2 separate regions of the Mus musculus genome follow, and region 1 is linked to region 2. The links are chromatin loops, found by intact Hi-C in ENCODE. Cell type or tissue: heart. All regions are shown on one strand. Links, peaks and the distances in the headings refer to the core of each region. The heading gives the core; the rest is flanking DNA. Region 1 holds the start of Ddx49 (DEAD box helicase 49). Region 2 holds the start of Upf1 (UPF1 regulator of nonsense transcripts homolog (yeast)).

Region 1 (8,324 bases), core at 289-8,288, 50 kb after region 2:
CAGCTGAGGATGACCTTGAATTCCAGATCATCCTCCCCCTACCTCCAAGTCCTGAGGTGACAGAGATGACAGGCCTCCCCATCCCACTTGAAACAAGCTCTCTCACTGTGTCGCCCAGGCTAGCCTCAAAACCCTAAGATATCTGAGAAATGGTCCAGAGAGTAAATAAACACTTGCTATGAAGCCTGATGACCTCCAGGGTCCACATGGTAGAGAGAACCAACTCCCACGAATTGTCCTCTGCTCTGCAGCGTGCACATACGCACTGTTGTACACATCTGTCCCCAAATCTATCTATCTATCTATCTATCTATCTATCTATCTATCTATCTATCTATCTATCTATCTATCTATGTACATATATATAAATATATCTAAAAACACACACACATATATATGCACACACACATACATATACATAAATACATATATATGTATGTGTATGTATGTATGTATGTATGTATGTACAGGGCTTGATTCACCTCCCTCAGCTTTCTAGGAGATGGGATTTTAGGTATCTGCCTGACCTGCTTATCCCTCCTTGCTTTTTTTTTTTTTTTAAATAATTTTAAACTCATTCTTTGACAAGTCATACATACATATAACATATTTTGATTGTAGTCCCTTCTTATCCTCCCTCTGGGATCCTTCAGCTTGGACTTACCTAAGTTCTCTTTTCTTTCTATTTGTGTGTGTGTGTTTGCGCATGTCCAAACCACAAGTGTGGAAGTGTGGAGATCAGAGGACAACTTATGGGAGTCAGGGTTAGACTGGGCCCCAGTAAGACCCTGTTTTAGAGAAGCCAGAAGAAGCAGGCTTCAGGCCACTCACCACTCAAGGCCGTCGCCCTGGTGCAGGGTTCGCAGGGCTGCATCCGGGTTCTGGTCGTGGAAGTAGATGGAGGCAGCCATGAGCAGGAAAGTGGTATTGGTCACATCCACACTCCTGCTCATCTCCCGATCCAGCTCCAGCACGATGCTGTCCCTGCAAGATGTGGCTGCTCACTGTGAGGCTAAGGCAGGAGTCAGCCTCATGCCTCTGAGGGATCCCATTCTTCAGGAGCGCAGAGCCGTGTCAGTCCAGGGGTGCACAGCAGTGAGCACCAGAGCGGCCAGGCCATCCTAACAGAGCACCAGGCAACCCTAACATGGTGCATCAGGGAGACCAGCTTTTGATGCTTCCAGCCATCCCTGCTCATGCACATGACAAAACAAGTTAGGAGAGGTGAGAACAGGCACTCAGGCCATCTGCGTGCTAGAGGGCTACATGTGATAGCTGAGAAACTGCATCAGAAGTGGTCAATTTCTGGGTGGTGGGAATCCTAAAGGCCTCTGTGCCCTGGCCTCGTGCTAAGCCCATGAACAGGCCTGGGTTTGGGTGAAGCAGGCAAGATCTACTCTACCCTGGGTACGGCTAGCACAGCTGCTAGGAAGGGACAGTGTTCTTAGGTCTGAGGCTCTAAGACAGGGCTTGCTGAACAGTTACCAGAGTCGCCCCCCCCCACAACGTGTTCTTTTCTGTGCTAGGAAGCCAAGGTCATGAGCGTCCTTGGCGTGATCAACATATATCTACACCCCAGCTAGGTACGGCCTGTGCAGCAGGGTCCACCACCACCTCCACTGGGCAGGCAAGGGAAGTGAATGGAGACACCAGAAGTGAGGACATCTTACCCTCTCTCTGCAGGTTGGAGCAGACCCTGGGCTCCAGCTATTTGGGCCTAGTGCCACCTGCCCTGGCCAAACCTTACCTCTGGTTCTCACTGGCAAGGTACTCAGCAAACATGCGCACAGCCTGGAGTTCTGGGGCCGAGGAGGGTTTGATCTCATCCAGGACCACGCCATACTTCCTCTACGGTCACAGGTGCATATCAGTCCTTCCTACCTAAAGGCTTTATATTCCCAACCCACAGCCCACACCACCAGCACACTGCCCAAGACAGCAGTGTCACATGCATCTGCAGCAGGCAGCAAGGTGGCCACGTTTGTTTTCCCTGCTGTAGCTGGGGACATGTGTCAGCAGGGTGGGGGCAGAGGGTGTCTGCTATGTCCCACCTTCCCCCACCTGGCAGATCTCTTGCTGACACCCACAGCTACTTCTGGAGCCACCTGTCCCTTGCTGTCCTTTCTCAACCAGGCTGCTTTCAGAGTTGCAGCAATCCCCTTCCTCAGCCTTCCAAGTACTGTGTCACCATGCCCTGTTGGGAAGATCACAGCCACACAGAACCACACAGAGTGTGCGACTGACCTAGGCACAGGGTGGTGATGCAGTCTGTGGTTAGGAGGCTGTTTACCAGGCTCCTCCTGGGGCACCTCAGCCCTTGCCCTGGGCCAGAGTGAAGAAGACCTTTTCAGAGGTCACTAGGAATATATCTTTTTGAGCAGCATTTTGTTGTGTAGCCCAGGGTACTTTAAACTTGAGCTCCTTCTGCCTCAGGCTCCCAAGTGCTGGGAAGACGGGCCTGTGCCACCTTGCACAGCCTGGGGCTGTTTTTAGAACACAGAAGTGAAAATACACCTTGTGTTTTCTGTAGGTAATGACGAAGCCAGGCATGGTAGCACAAGGGAGGTGGAGGCAGGAAAGGAAGGTCATCCTGGACTCCATAGTGAATCCAAGGCCAGTCTAAGCTATGTGAGATGGCTGCCAAGCCTGATGACCTGAGTTCAATTCTCAGGACCACACATACTTAACCCTCCCCGTGATGAGGCATCCTGACAGTCCCCTGGCCTGGCTGTCCACGGCTTTCCTGCATAATACTCTGTGCCCTTCCCCAGGCTGTCCACACTCACCTGTGCGAGGTATGCTCTGTATAGGAAGACATCCCTCTCTACTTCCCGCTCAGGACTGGAGAGCTGTGAGAAGATATGCAGAGTGAGGCTGGGCAGCCTCCCTGCTAGGCTCATAGCTCTGGGTCTCAGCTGGAATCCAGGAGACCCAGAAGCCCCAAAGCCTCCAGAGGGCACCCAGTGTGCAAAGCCCTGATCTTCTCTCAACTGATGCGAGCCCAAGGAGGCTCCGCCGTCATCCCAGTATCACAGCGTCATCCCAGTATCACAGCGTGCAGTGCCACTACGGCTACAGCAGCAGCACAGCTGCATGCCCCAGCCCTGTTGGGCGCTTTACAAGCTCAATGAATTTGGCTTTGATTTTATTATTTTGGGAGTTTTGGAGACAGGGTTTCATGCAGACTAGGCTGGCCTCAAACTCACTACATAGCTGAGAACAAGTTGGATCTTCTTGCCTCTTGTCCAGAACCTTAACAAAACAGCTTTTTAGCCTGGTAAGGACAAGCCTCCACATAGTTTACCTGAGCCATGCCCCAGCCCATCACAGCCCTGACTCTGTTTCACATTCAAAACAGGCAAGTCTAAGACCACCACTTTCTACACCCATTCTGCCATTTCCTGGCTCTCTGTGCTGCCTCTGTTGCCAAGGCTACTATACCTAGAAAGCCTGTAGTTCCACCAACTCCATCCCTTACTGAGCCCAGCAGGAATGCTGTTTTCCACGAGTGCACAGTGAAGAATGAGTGACAGGTGATTCTGTCAACAACACACACAGGCTGTTGCAAACACGGGTCACATCTTTAATGAACTAAAGACAAGCTGAGCATTGTGGCACAGGCCTGTCATCCTGCATCTGGGAGGCTGAGACAAGACTGCTACATCTAGGGACAGCCTGGGCTATATGAAGCTGCTTAAAACATAAAACAAAACCAGGGCAAGGATTTAGCCTGTGGAGCATTTGCATCGAAGCTGTGCTTTGGCTGTGCACACTATGATCCCAGCACTCCAGAGAGCAGGCATGGCCATCAGGAATTCAGTGCTCTTCAGCAACATGGGGAGTCTGAGGCCAGCCTGGGCTAAAGGAGACTGTCTTCTTTTATAACCAAACTTCCCTTTTGGGGGGAGTGGGGGAGGCGAGGAGGGTACAGTTCAAGACGGGGTTTTTCTGTAGCACCCTGGCTGTCCTGGAAGTCGCTATGTAGATCAGAGTGGTCCAAAACTCAGAGACTTGACTGCCTCTGCCTCTGGGTGCTGGGATTTAAGGCACACCAAGCTACCTCCGGTTTAGGACTATTATTAAGACAGATTACAGTATTACCCGAACTGACCTAGAACTGCTTATGAAGATCAGGCTGACCCTAAACTTACAGAGATCAGCCTCCCAAGTGCTGGAATAGAAGGCGTGCACCATGATGCCTGACTTTAGACACTTAAAAAAGGGGGGCGGGGGGGGTTTAAAAACGAAACAGTAAGAGGTTTTATGATGGAGCTAGTGGCGCACACCTGTCACCTCACCATTACCCTGACTTCAGGTCAGCCTGGGCTATAAAGTGAGCCCCTGTCAATCAACCACCAGAAAGTTGGAAGCTTGGCACAGGGGTGCACACCTGTCATCCTAGCACTGGAGGGGTGAAGACTGGAGGCGCAGGACCTCAAGGTTAGCCTCGGTTACAGAGTAAATTGAAAACCATCCCTAATTATAAGAGAAACCGAGTCCTCGGACCAGAACCTCAGAGCGCGCCGGAAGCTGCTCCGCACGCTGCCCACCTTCACGCGCTGAGCCTCGTTGATGCACTGCTGGTAGCTGCCGATGTAGAAAGCGTTCTTCACGTCGAACAGCTCATCTACCTCTCCGGAGCCGCCAGAGACCGCGCCAGGAACCGGAGGAGCCATGTCACCGCACCTCTAACCAACCTTCTTCTGGGACACGTAGGCCGGAAGCAGGTCCCCGTCGTCAGGAACTCTGGGAAACGTAGTTCTATGGGACAAATCAGAGGCGATGAAAAAGAAACCTTGCAAAGCCTCCCGAGAACTATAGTTCGGATTCCGTCAACAAACACAAGGCCTTCAGAACCAAAACACTGAAAAGCGGTCAAAGCTCGGATTGGTTGAAGGATCTGGAGAGGGTCTCTCCGTGACGTCACATTCCTCCGCCAACGTCCTCTCACAACTTTTCCAGGCCGGACTGCGCCGGGGTGGACGTGACGTAGCATTCACGCGCCGGAAGCACTCATTTCTAGGTTCTCTGCCCGGGTCTGGAGCATGGCGGGGTTCGCTGAGATCGGGTTGTCGTCGTGGCTGGTAGAACAGTGTCGACAGCTGGGGTTGAAGCAGCCCACGCCGGTGCAGCTCGGGTGCATTCCGGCCATCCTGGAAGGTGAGTTCTCGCCTTTCTTTTAATGCCTTTCTTTGCCCGCTCTTCCTTAGCCCCACTTGGGTTCCAGGAATCAGGACAGCATTGAGTGTTTCGGGGACCCTGACCCGCAGCATTGACATTTACGCTGCGACCGACTCGTGTTCATTATCACACAGGTGATGGGTGGCACCTCTTAAGTTTTCGTAGCACCCGAGCATAGGGAGAGATCGGTGAATGACTAAAACATGGCACTGAAAAAAAAAAAGGGTAGAGCTGGCTTTGACGTAGAAGCCGTCAAACTCCAGGTAAAAACCAATGCTCCGTGTTTGTGTCAGTGCTCTTCGACCCAGTTCACTTTTGCCATTAAAGAGGCGTCCTTGGAGCCGGACGTGGTGACTCTCAGTCATCTCAATACTGAGCAGGTGGAAGCAAGAGGATCAGGAGTTCAAGGTGATCCTCAGTTTGGTAGCAAGTTGCAGACCAGCCTGGGCTACCTGAAAATTTGTTTCAAACAAGCAATTATAATAATTGTTGGAAATTAGATAATAACACGTTCAAGGGACTAGTGGAAATGAAACAGTTTTAAATATTCAATTCTGGAGAAAGGGGTACCAGCATAGAGAAAAGGCAAAAATAGCTGGTGTGGTGATTTCAAGCAAGTTTTTGAAGCCTTTCCCCAAATATGGGAAATTCCTGACCTTTTCTTCCATAGACCTGCAGGGCTTTTCCCCTCCCCAAATTCCCCATCCCATTGGTCCATTGGGGCCCCAAGTCTTCTCTAATGAATAGTTTGGGTCTTGAGGCTGCCTCTCTTCTATTCTCTTTTCTTTCTTTTTTTTTTCCCTTGTTTTTTTGTTTTTTTGAGACAGGGTTTCTCTGTATAGCCCTGGCTGTCCTGGAACTCACTCTGTAGAACAGGCTGGCCTTGAACTCAGAAATCTGCCTGCCTCTGCCTCCCAAGTGCTGAAATTAAAGGTGTGCGCCACTACTGCCTGGCTGCCCTTCCTTTCTAATCATGGGCTCAGTCACATAGCAGAGCACCTGTAACTCTCCGAGTCTTAGACTAACTAGGGGAGAGAAGGACCCAGTGCCTCCAACTCATCTGTAGCTCTAGTGAACTGTAAGCTCACCTCGTACTAAAAGCAGACCATACCCATCTATTTCTTACAATAATGAGGGAATGCCCAAGGGACCAATCATGGCCCTTGCTCCACACTGATGCTGCTTTGCCATCTGCCTAGGTCGGGACTGCTTGGGCTGTGCAAAAACAGGAAGTGGCAAGACAGCAGCCTTTGTGCTTCCCATCTTGCAGAAGCTGTCTGAGGACCCTTATGGCATCTTCTGCTTGGTTCTGACACCCACCAGGTGAGCCTCCCCACTCAGCCACATGTGCTTTCTTTTTTTTTTTTTTTGGTTTTTCGAGACAGGGTCTCTGTGTAGCCCTGGCTGTCCTGTAGACCAGGCTGGCCTTGAACTCAGAAATCCGCCTGCCTCTGCCTCCCAAGTGCTGGGATTAAAGGTGTGCGCCACCACGCCCAGCTCCACATGTGCTTTCTTGACCTGTCCGAGTTGCACTTTGCTCTTGTGTGAAATGGGGTAAGAATCATTCCTCTCTTGTAGGGTTGCAGAATCAAGCAGGGCTAATGGTGTGTGTGAAACATTCCTAGCACTCAAGAGGGAGCTACCAAGTCTAACAGCTAGGGAAACAAAATGATATCCTTGGGCCAGTAAGATTGCTTAGCAGGCAGAGCCATTTGCCTATAAGCCTAAGTTCAGCCCCCAGGGACTCACCTTCAGGGTGAAAGGAAAGAAGTGACTTCCACAGATTGGCCTCTGACCTCCATTGGAGCGCCACATCATGCATGTGCACACCCATATAGATAAAGAAATGTAATAAATGTGTTTAAAAGATATTGTAGCTGGGCTGTGGTGGCACACGCCTTTAATCCCAGCACTTGAGAGGCAGAGGCAGGCAGAGATCTGAGTTTGAGGCCAGCCTGCTCTACAGAGTGAGGTCCAGGACAGCCAGGGCTACACAGAGAAACCCTGTCTCAAAAAACCAAAAAAAAAAAAAAAGCTATTGTAGGTATATAGGTTCCATTGTGCATAGGAGAGGCCAGCAGCAGGGAACAGAAAGGATGCTGTCAGCATCTTGAATATAGGTCTCAAATATCACACAGAGGATGAGATTGCGATTGTGTTTACATGTGGGTCAGGGTTAACATCAGGCACCCTCCATTTCTCCCGCTGTGTTTTATTTATTTTTATGTATATTTTTTATTAGGTATTTTCCTCATTTACATTTCCAATGCTATCCCAAAAGTCCCTCATACCCTCCCCCCACTGTGTTTTATTTTTTAACTCCTTTCCCCCACCACTCATCCCCCAGAGCCTGCTGTCCTGGAGCTCCCTCTGTGGACCAGGCTGGCACTGACTCACAGAGATCCTTCTGCCTCGGCCTCCTGAGTGCTGGGATTAAAAGTGGGTACCACCACACCCTGCCAAAGGTTTGATTATTTATATGCCATGGACAGAAGAAGGTGTTGAGTCCTGTGAGAGACAGTTGTAAGCTGCCATGTGAGTGCTGGAAATTAAACTCAGGACCCCTGGAAGAGGTCTCAGTTGCTGAGCTGTCTCTCCACCCCCGTCTTCTATTTATTTCCTTTTGGATTTTCTAGGCAGGGTTTCTTTGTGTAACTGTGGCTCTCCTGGACCTCACTCTGTGGACCAAGCTGGCCTCCAATTCACAAAGATCTGCCTGCTGTTGCAGGATGTTTGATCACACTGTGAACCCTAAGATTGTGTTATTTAACTTGTCTTTAGTTGTGGTGTGGCTCAGCTTTAGCACACATCTTTAATGCCTCTGATGTCTAATCAGAGACATGCCCTTAGTACACTGCTTTAATCCCAAACAATGTAAGTAAAGTTAGTTTGTAGAAGGAAGTACCCATGTTTGAAAGTGATGTCTAATTGAGTGGCAGACAGTGAGATTTGACAGAGTAGCACATGGCCAACTCTCAGGAGAAGAGGAATGGGAAGCTACGTGAGGGGCAGTGCAGAGAGGAGGAGGCAGTTCTCCTGGGACAGTTGTGCAGAGGCAGGTTGCAGGGAGAGAACAACTCTACACAGGTGAAGACAGACCGAGCCAAAGAATCAGGAGCCAGAAGATTAGAACAGATTGCCAG
Region 2 (8,324 bases), core at 284-8,283:
TTATTTGCTTTTCAGATTGTTTCATTATGTAGACCAAGCAGGCCTGGAGTTCTTAGTCACCTGCCTCATCTCCAGAGTGCTAGGACTAAAGGTTCTGGCCTTCTGTTTTGATTTTTAAAAATCTTTTAGATTTATCTTACAGGTCTGGATGTTTCCCTTCGGGTACCTTTGTACATCACGCTTGTACCTGGTGCCCATGCCAGGTACCCATGGAGATCAGAAGAAAGTATCAGGGGTTACAATTGCCACGTGGGTGGGGTGCTGGGAACCAAACCCAGGTCCTCTAGGAGAGCACCCTGTGCTCTTAACCTCTGGGCCATCCCTCCAGCCTCCTATTCTGATATTTTTTTTTTTTGAGAGAGAGGGCCTCTCATAATGTTGCACAGGCTGGGATAGTGAGAAATTTTACAGTTTTGGTTTCTTTGAAAAACACAGAAATATTATAAGACAATGTTTTGGTCACTTTAATCCCAGGTGTGGAAGATGGGGCAGCTTTGTTCCCAGTGTCCATGGCAGCTGACTATGATTTGTCCTGTGCTCTAGCAGGGGCGTGATTGTGCCAGCTGCAGAGAATTTCTGTAACTGTGTGGCTCTGGAACACTGGGGACTTTTCAGAGGGTATACAAATGTGAAAGCCCCAAGAGGGGTGGGGTGTTGGTTAGTGATTCGTTGCAGTTTGCTATGTAGTTACGCACAAAGAAGATACACAACAAGAAGAAATTAGATATCCTGATGGCAAAGATCAAAGCTGCCTGCAAGGAACTCAATAACTCCTAATCAGCAGGAAATATTCTAAACCTATTGTGGCCCCCTTTTCAATCCCTGACTTTATTTAAAGATCTCTTTCTTCCTTTCCTCTCTGTTTTTTTTTTCTTTCTTATCTAGTTTTAGGGGATTGAAATATTGGAAGAAAGAAGAACCCACAAAGTATCTACAAGCTGGTCTCAAATTTGTTCATCTGAGATGACCTTGAAATCTTGTTTATCTCCTGAGTGCTGGGGTGGGGGAGGGGGTGGGGCCAGCTGTGCACCACCACACCCAGCTTGTGAGAAGTTGGAGACAGAACACAGGGTCCTGTGCAGTCAGATAAAGAGGTGTCCTACTCAGTTACCAGCACTGTACAATAACTGAGCTCCAAGCTGAGCCCCAGTACCAGACTTTGGGCCACTTCATTATGTATCTTTCCTGTCTTGAAGTCTGAGACCCACCAAGTGGGTTCATCTTCCCATGGCCGGAGGTTACAGACCATCAGACATGAGTCAGTATATAAACTACAGGTCTGGCCATTTTTCCTTCCTAACAAAGTCTATTATTTAAAAATAAGAGAAGGAGAAGGAGAAGGAGAAGGAGGAGAAACAGAGTGGCCCCACACTTCCTCTGTGACCTTAGTTTAACAAAGCACACATTGCTGTGACACTGGGACACTATTGAGAAATCTCAGACATGCATAGCCTGAGCACAAGCCTGTGTGTACAGGACATTCGCCACAGGAGCCCTTGACTTCAGACGATGCTAGGTGTGCCTCCTCACCCTCCAGCTTGTGTGAGGCAGGGTCTGTCTCAAAAAACAAAAACAAAATTTTTTTTGGTCTTTTTTTTGTTTGTTTGTTTTTGTTTTGTTTTCTCTGTATAGCCCTGGCTGTCCTGGAACCCACTTTGTAGACCAGGCTGGCCTCAAACTCAGAAATCTGCCTGCCTCTGCCTCCCAAGTGCTGGGATTAAAGGCATGCACCACGCCCGGCTAATTCTTTTCCACCGATTTCAGTGGGACTGAGAGCACACCATGTGCCACATGCAGGATTGGAGGACTCCTGCCTGAGAAGAGGTCTTGAGCAATTACTTGTCTTGTTTAAAGATTTAATTAATTTTTTTTGGGGGGGGGTTCTAGAGACAGGGTTTCTCTGTGTAGCCCTGGCTGTTCGGAACTCACTCTGTAGACCAGGCTGGCCTCGAACTCAGAAATCCACCTGCCTCTGCTTCCCAAGTGCTGGGATTAAAGGCGAGTGCCACCACCGCCAGGCTTAATTTTTTGAGACAATGGTTCTCTTGTTTATCCTGAATCTCACTTTTTTTTTAAAAAAAAGATTTATTTATTTATTATATGTAAGTACACTGTAGCTGTCTTCAGACACTCCAGAAGAGGGCGCCAGATCTTGTTAGGGATGGTTGTGAGCCACCATGTGGTTGCTGGGAATTGAACTCAGGACCTTCAGAAGAACAGTTGGGTGCTCTTATCTGTTGAGCCATCTCACCAGCCCCGGAATCTCACTTTTTAAACCAGGCTGGTCTCGAACTCTCAAAGATCCTACTCCAAAAAGACAACTGAAGTCTGGACTCTGGTGGTTTAATCTTATATCCTGTTGACTGACCCAAGAGGTTGATGAGATGGCTCAGTGGGTAAAGGGGCTTGTCACCAAATCCGAGTTCCATTATTAGGAGAGAACCAATACCTGTAGGTTGTCTTGTGATCCCACACATGTGCTGTGCATGTACAAGTGTGCCCACACACAACTAAATAAATGTACTAAGAATTGAAAAACAACAAAGCAACAGAGAACCTTTTATTGAGCAGTGGCTACAGGCACTACTGTCCCTCTATGGAAGGTTGCAGCGAACTGGGCTAACTAATCCTTGGCCTGATGGAACATTTACTTATCTGTTTTTGTTTGTTTCATTGTGTTTTTTAGCCAAGTTCTAATATACCTCAGGCTGGCCTCAAACTTGCTATACAACTTAGGATGACCTTGAATCCTTGCTCTGTCTCCATCTCCAGAGTCCTGGGAGACTGCGCCTCTACACTCAGCATCTGTTTTTGTGTGTTTTGAGATGATGTAATGTTGGGTGTCCTGAACTTCGCTCTGTAGACAAGGCTGGCCTCAGAGTTACAGAGATCTCCCTGCCTTCGACTCCTGAGTGCTTGGATTTTAAGGAGTGTCCTTACTGGGAGATCCACCCAAGCAGAGGCAGCCACCCTCCTGGGTTTTTCCCTCGCAATAAATCTCGTGTTAGGTTTGTTGTGTGCTGTGACTTTGTTCTATTTCTTGGCTCCCAATTGCCAGGATCTTTTGGAGCACAGCTGAAACACTTTGGGGAACCACCTCCACCCCTCCCCCTGCCCAAGCAGAGCAGATACACTTCTGTGGGGGGAATGCCTTTCCCTTCAGAGCTGCAACACTTACACTTCCTCCACTGAAGAGTGGGAAGGAAACCCAGGGAGGAGTGTTTCTCTAAGTCTCGCAGCTGGCTGTGGATGCTCATCAGTTGGTAGCTTCTGCCTAGCACACAAGAGCCCTTAGTTCCGTGGTCAACATTGCATGTACACCTGTCACCCCACCACCAGGCACTTTGAGGCAGGAGGATTCCCCCGAATTCCAAACCAACCATGGTTACAGTGTGAGACCCTCAATCAAAACCAAAACAGGCCGGAGAAATGGCTCAGAGTTGTGCACCCAGCGCTTACAAGAGGAGCTCACATCCATTCATAACTAGTTCTAGGGGACCTGACCCCTTCTCAGCGATTCCCAGGCTAGCTCGGACCAGTGCGACTTGATCGCAAGACAAAAGAAGCATTTATCTTCACAGGCTTCAGGAGTGCTCGGGGTAGCAGTGACTACCATTTGGCAGAGTCCCCGCTCCCTACTCATTTATTCAATCGATGAATACTGAGAATGGCCACGAGCCAAGTGACAGACGGGGTAACTAAGGTTCAAGGAGTGCAGGTGCGTGGTCCCCGTGCCACAGGCTCCACACCCAAAACCTTCTGGAGAGAGCCTCAATCAGCACCTAACGAACATCCAGCCCTGAAGCCCGGAGGTGAGGACGTCGCATGCGCGCATGCGCACCGCTAGGCAGCAGTTGGGGCGGGGCCAAGTTCGCGAGCCCAGGTCCTTTAGGCGGTTGAAGGCCCGCCTCTTCGCGCAGGCGCACGGCGAGTTCCGCCCTCCCGCTTAGCTCCCAGTGCTCCGGTGCGGTTGGCTACTTTCCGGGAGGAACGCGCGCGCCTGCGCCGGCGTCGGACTCGCGCACGCGCATCTGTGCCGGCGTCCGGCTCGCGCACGCGCACCGCAGCGGTGGCGGCGACGGCGGTTCCTGTCCAGGGGTCTGAGAGCGGCGGTCGGCTTTGAGGCGAGCAGCGTTACGGAGGGGCGCGGCGGCGGCGGCGGCGGCGGCGGCGGCGGCGGCGGCGGCGGCAACTCAGAGCTCAGAACCGGCGGCCCGGCTCTGCTTTCGGAGGCCGACTCGGAGCCCGCCCGGCTCTCAGGGCGGCGGCAGCGGCTACTCCGGATTACGGCCTAGGCCTAGCCGAAGCCTCGGGCTCGAGTGCGGTGAGGCGCCCGCTGAAGGCGCGGCCCGGGCGGCAGGATGAGTGTGGAGGCGTACGGCCCCAGCTCGCAAACACTCACCTTCTTGGACACTGAGGAGGCCGAGCTGCTCGGCGCCGACACCCAGGGCTCCGAGTTCGAATTCACCGACTTCACCCTTCCCAGCCAGACGCAGACGCCCCCCGGCGGCCCCGGCGGCGCGGGAGGCCCGGGCGGAGCGGGCGCAGGCGGCGCGGCCGGCCAGCTCGACGCACAAGTGAGTTGAGCGGCGCATGGCGGCGCCGGAAGCCGGGCGGGCGCGGGAGCTGCGGCGCTAGATCCCAGTTAACCAGCCTTGGGCCCCTGTGAACCTGAGCCAGGTCCCAGTTAGACGGCGCTGGTCCGAGCTACCGGCTTCAGGTCCAGTTAACAAGCCTGGGTAACTGCTTCCTGCTCTGGCTCCTTAAACATTAAGTCCCTATTGGCCAGCTCCAGTTACCCACCCTGGATTCTTGTTTAAACTGCCCAGGTACCCGCCACCTGCCCTAGGTCTCTGGTACCTTATTACCAGATCTGGTTCCCGTTACTTGCCCTTTTCCCAGATCTCTGCTTCCACCCTATTCCAACTACCTCTTCCAGGTCTACCTGCCACAGTCATTGCCACCTGACTCAGGTTCCTGCTACCTGCCCTAGTCCTTGCTGCTCTGGCCCACCCAGCTACCTACCATCTTCTCTGATTCCCAGCCTCTTGTCCCAGCTACTTGCCACCTGTCCTTTTTTCCTCCACCCTGCTAGGCTGGGCAGTGACCTGCATTAGTGTCCCTCCTGTAGCGCAGGATCTGCTCGGCTCAAGGCTTAAGCCAGAGCTTCCCTCACTCCCCTCCTAGGTATGTCTAAGGTGACCTGTCCACAGTTGCTATCCTCTGGACGGACCCACATTGCCCTCCAGGGTCACCTGTTTGGCTAGTCCAACCACCCCATCTCACCCTTTTGCCACTTCATCCACCACCCCCTCCAGCCAGGGTTCAAGTTCAAGTTTGGGTTAGGGGTTCCCTGGAGCAGAGCCAGGGTTTTGTCGCCTCAAGTGGAAATAGCCCACTTTGTGGATGGAGAGGTGACTGCCGGTTTGTTTTTCCTTCTGGGTTGCCTGTTGCTGAAACCGGTGTTATGTAACTCCTAGGCTCTGCTTGGAAAAGTTGGGTTTGAATTTTGTTCCTTACCCACAATGGGTACCACATGGGTGACTGTGCCTTGGGGAGGGGCTTTTGTTTTGAATGATAGGCTGCCGATGTAGGCATTTCAGGTTGGGCCAGGGCCAGGCCCCCTCTGCCTCCCCATCAAATGCTCTCCCTCTCTATGGCTGGCTTGGTGTCAGGCACCTCTTGGCTTTGTTTTCCTGTATTCTCTCGGGGAGGGGGGGGAGCTGCAGGCTAGAGCCACAGGTGTTCTTGTAGTCCATCTGTACTTAGGGCTAGGGAGCCACCACCAGTCTTCAGCAGTGATCTCAGACCGCATTCTGGGAGGGCCTTCAAGCTGGCTGGTTGAGTCATGCCTGTGGGTAGACCACCCACTTGGGCTCATTTTCAGCCCGAATAGAAGGAGAGGGCTGACTCAGCTCCTGTTGCGATGCGGATCAGGTGTGCCAGCTTGTTGTTTCTAGCTGTTTACCTTTAGTGTAAGGAGGTGGGGAGAGGGCAGATTGCCTGGAGGAGTGAGGTGGCCCTGCAAGCTAGTCCTCCTGTTAGTCTCCCCACTGGGTAGACCTTCCTTGTTTCCTTTGGGCCTCATGGACCTGGAGAAGGGCTGTGATGGCGCAGTTGGGGAGACGAGTGGAAGTGGCCTGCTTCATCTCAAGGTCTTTTAGCTCTAGCTAATGTGCAGAGCAGACTCAGGCTGTGCGTGTGCTCACATGGGTGTGCCCTGCTCCGCCAGTTGAAATCATAGATTGAGCCATGAGCTGCCACCCACCTGTGGCCTCTCATCACAAGGAAGGGAGGGAGCGCCTTCAATCCTGTATTCGGAGGACCTGCATCTGTGGGGAGAAAGTGAACAGAATTGGAAAGTGGAGAGAAACTCCTTCCTTGCATACCCAGGGCCCTCTGCCACCAAGAAACATTGATTTTCCTTATTTGTCCTTTGAGGTAAATGGGTCACACAGCCTTTGTTCAGGGGGTCCAAGGAGGCTGGACCCCCCACCCAGTAGGTTGAGCTCCTCCTGTTGGCCAATGGAGGTCCTCTCCCAGCTTTATTGAAGCAGGGTCATGGAGCTTGCATTTATCCCTGGAAAGCTGGCAGCACAGTGGCCTTTTGGGCCAACATCATTAATACCAAGTAATATCCTAGCATCCCGAGTCCCTGCACCCTCAGCTTCTCTTCAGCCACCAATAGTCCTGTGGCCTCTGTGGATATAAATGTCCCAGGCCCTTCCTGTGCTGGATAGATAGCATAGTATACTTGTCCTGTGTCTGTTGTGTTTGTGGCTCACTACTTTGAAGTGCAGACCAAACTCGGGGCCCTGTTATTGTTGGGCAGACACTCTGTAGGCTCTGCCTACCTCCTCACTTGCTGTCATGACCTGAGTGCCCCTTGCTGGCATGTGTTGGTGTTTTCTTTTTGCGACGGAGTGACTGCACAGCACAGACCCGGAAGGTGCTTGTGGGAGAAGTTTGTAGGGGAAGCTTGTTCTGGAGTCTTGTGTGGCTCTGGATGCTGACTGGGTAGAGATTTGACCCTGAAGTCTAGATGTTATCTCAATATCAGAGAACCCCCATTTTCTGTGCGAAAGGCCCCACTATTCATTAGAACCCTGAAGGTCCAGGTAGAGTGTCCCTGAGATATGACAGGCTGTTTTTTTCCCAGTTTTTGACTCTCAGATTCCTATTTCCTTGGAGTACTGAAAGGTGACTTTAGTTGTCATTTGCATACAGGCTTGTGGGAGAAACCCCCCCTGTTCTTCTCTCCTGAGCACTGCTCTCACCTTTCTTTTTGACAGTGAAATCAACGGGGACAGGACCCACTACTGGAGATGAAACAGTAGGGCTTTACTGTAGGTGCTGTCAGGACAAGGACTAGCGAAGAGGGAACTGTAGTGGTGGTGGTGGGGCTATGGGACTGGGTTGCCCTTGTGATGTGATGGAGACCCGTGGCAGTCTCCACTGTCACATGCTTAGCACATAGGACTTCTGCCATCAGTGAAATAGTAAAAATCCGAATGCTAGAAAACAGATGCCACTGTGTGCCCTTACTGGAGACTAAAGATTGTAATGGCTTTGGGTACCAACTAGGACTCTGATATGCTACTGTGCTCCAGTACCTATCACCTCCTGGTCTTTCTTCACAGCGACCTATCATCCTCTCCAGCTTCACTCTCCACACGTGGCTCCTTAGCCTGGTGGGCCACACCATACCTGCTACGGTTCAGCTTCCTGCATGGTCCCACTGTGGGTGTGTGGAGACCTGCCCTCGATCAAAATGCTAAGGCTCTGAGAGCAGTACTGTGGGAAAAAGTGAGCAAACCAAAAGAGACTCTCCTTGCCTCTGTGAGCCCTCCTCACTCCTGGGAACAGCTGTTGTAAAGTGAGATAATAGTTACGAACTTTTACAGAGTCCAGCAGCCACTGTGGCTCTCCTTTGGTGCAGTTCCTGGGCAGCACCTGCTCCAGTGGTCACAGGTGAGACCAGTGGCAGCCCTGAGGCCCTCACTTTGCTCATGGCTGGGACTGGCTCCACCTCTGCACCCTCAGGTGTTTCTCTGCCCCACATGACCTCTTGGCAGCCTATGGCCTGGCTTCTATTCTCAGCCCCACAGCACCTTCTTTTCCCTCTTGTATGGTGGACTGGTGGAGGAAGACCTGACCAGTGCTCATGGTGCCCACTCTGAGAAGCTGAGGAAGGTGGCACTCAGGTCATCCTGGAAGCCTTTGGGGGCACTAGCCTCTGAGTTGGGTGAGAGCATGGCTTGGATGTGCCTGGGGCTGCGGGCACTGTGATCTGCCCTGGACAGAAGGGCCTTAGGCAAGGCTGA

What was found. A loop is a pair of places that touch in the nucleus more often than their neighbours do. Peaks named below come from ENCODE experiments on the same cell type or tissue, not always from the same donor. Only the 100,000 strongest peaks of a DNase experiment are listed, where the experiment ranks them.
Region 1: a loop joins it to region 2, with 6 times the contacts of the local background. A loop is called at or near these places in 3 of 42 quality-filtered maps.

What each region holds. Positions count from the first base shown.
Region 1 is chr8:70,299,159-70,307,482 of GRCm38, reverse strand. It overlaps Ddx49 (DEAD box helicase 49), which reads left to right and starts at 5,031. Exons shown (of 13, transcript NM_001024922.2): 1 at 5,031-5,160; 2 at 6,381-6,504. The coding sequence starts at 5,046. Cope (coatomer protein complex, subunit epsilon) reads right to left here and starts at 4,716. Exons shown (of 10, transcript NM_021538.2): 1 at 4,551-4,716; 2 at 2,787-2,849; 3 at 1,748-1,848; 4 at 832-984. The coding sequence starts at 4,676. In heart, for the core only: no CTCF peak of the experiment used is centred there; a DNase peak (open chromatin) is centred at 4,982; H3K4me3 peaks cover 2,499 bases; H3K27ac peaks cover 1,918 bases.
Region 2 is chr8:70,349,031-70,357,354 of GRCm38, reverse strand. It overlaps Upf1 (UPF1 regulator of nonsense transcripts homolog (yeast)), which reads left to right and starts at 4,076. Exons shown (of 24, transcript NM_030680.3): 1 at 4,076-4,577. The coding sequence starts at 4,362. In heart, for the core only: a CTCF peak has its summit at 2,078; DNase peaks (open chromatin) are centred at 3,934, 4,474 and 5,273; H3K4me3 peaks cover 3,592 bases; H3K27ac peaks cover 4,369 bases.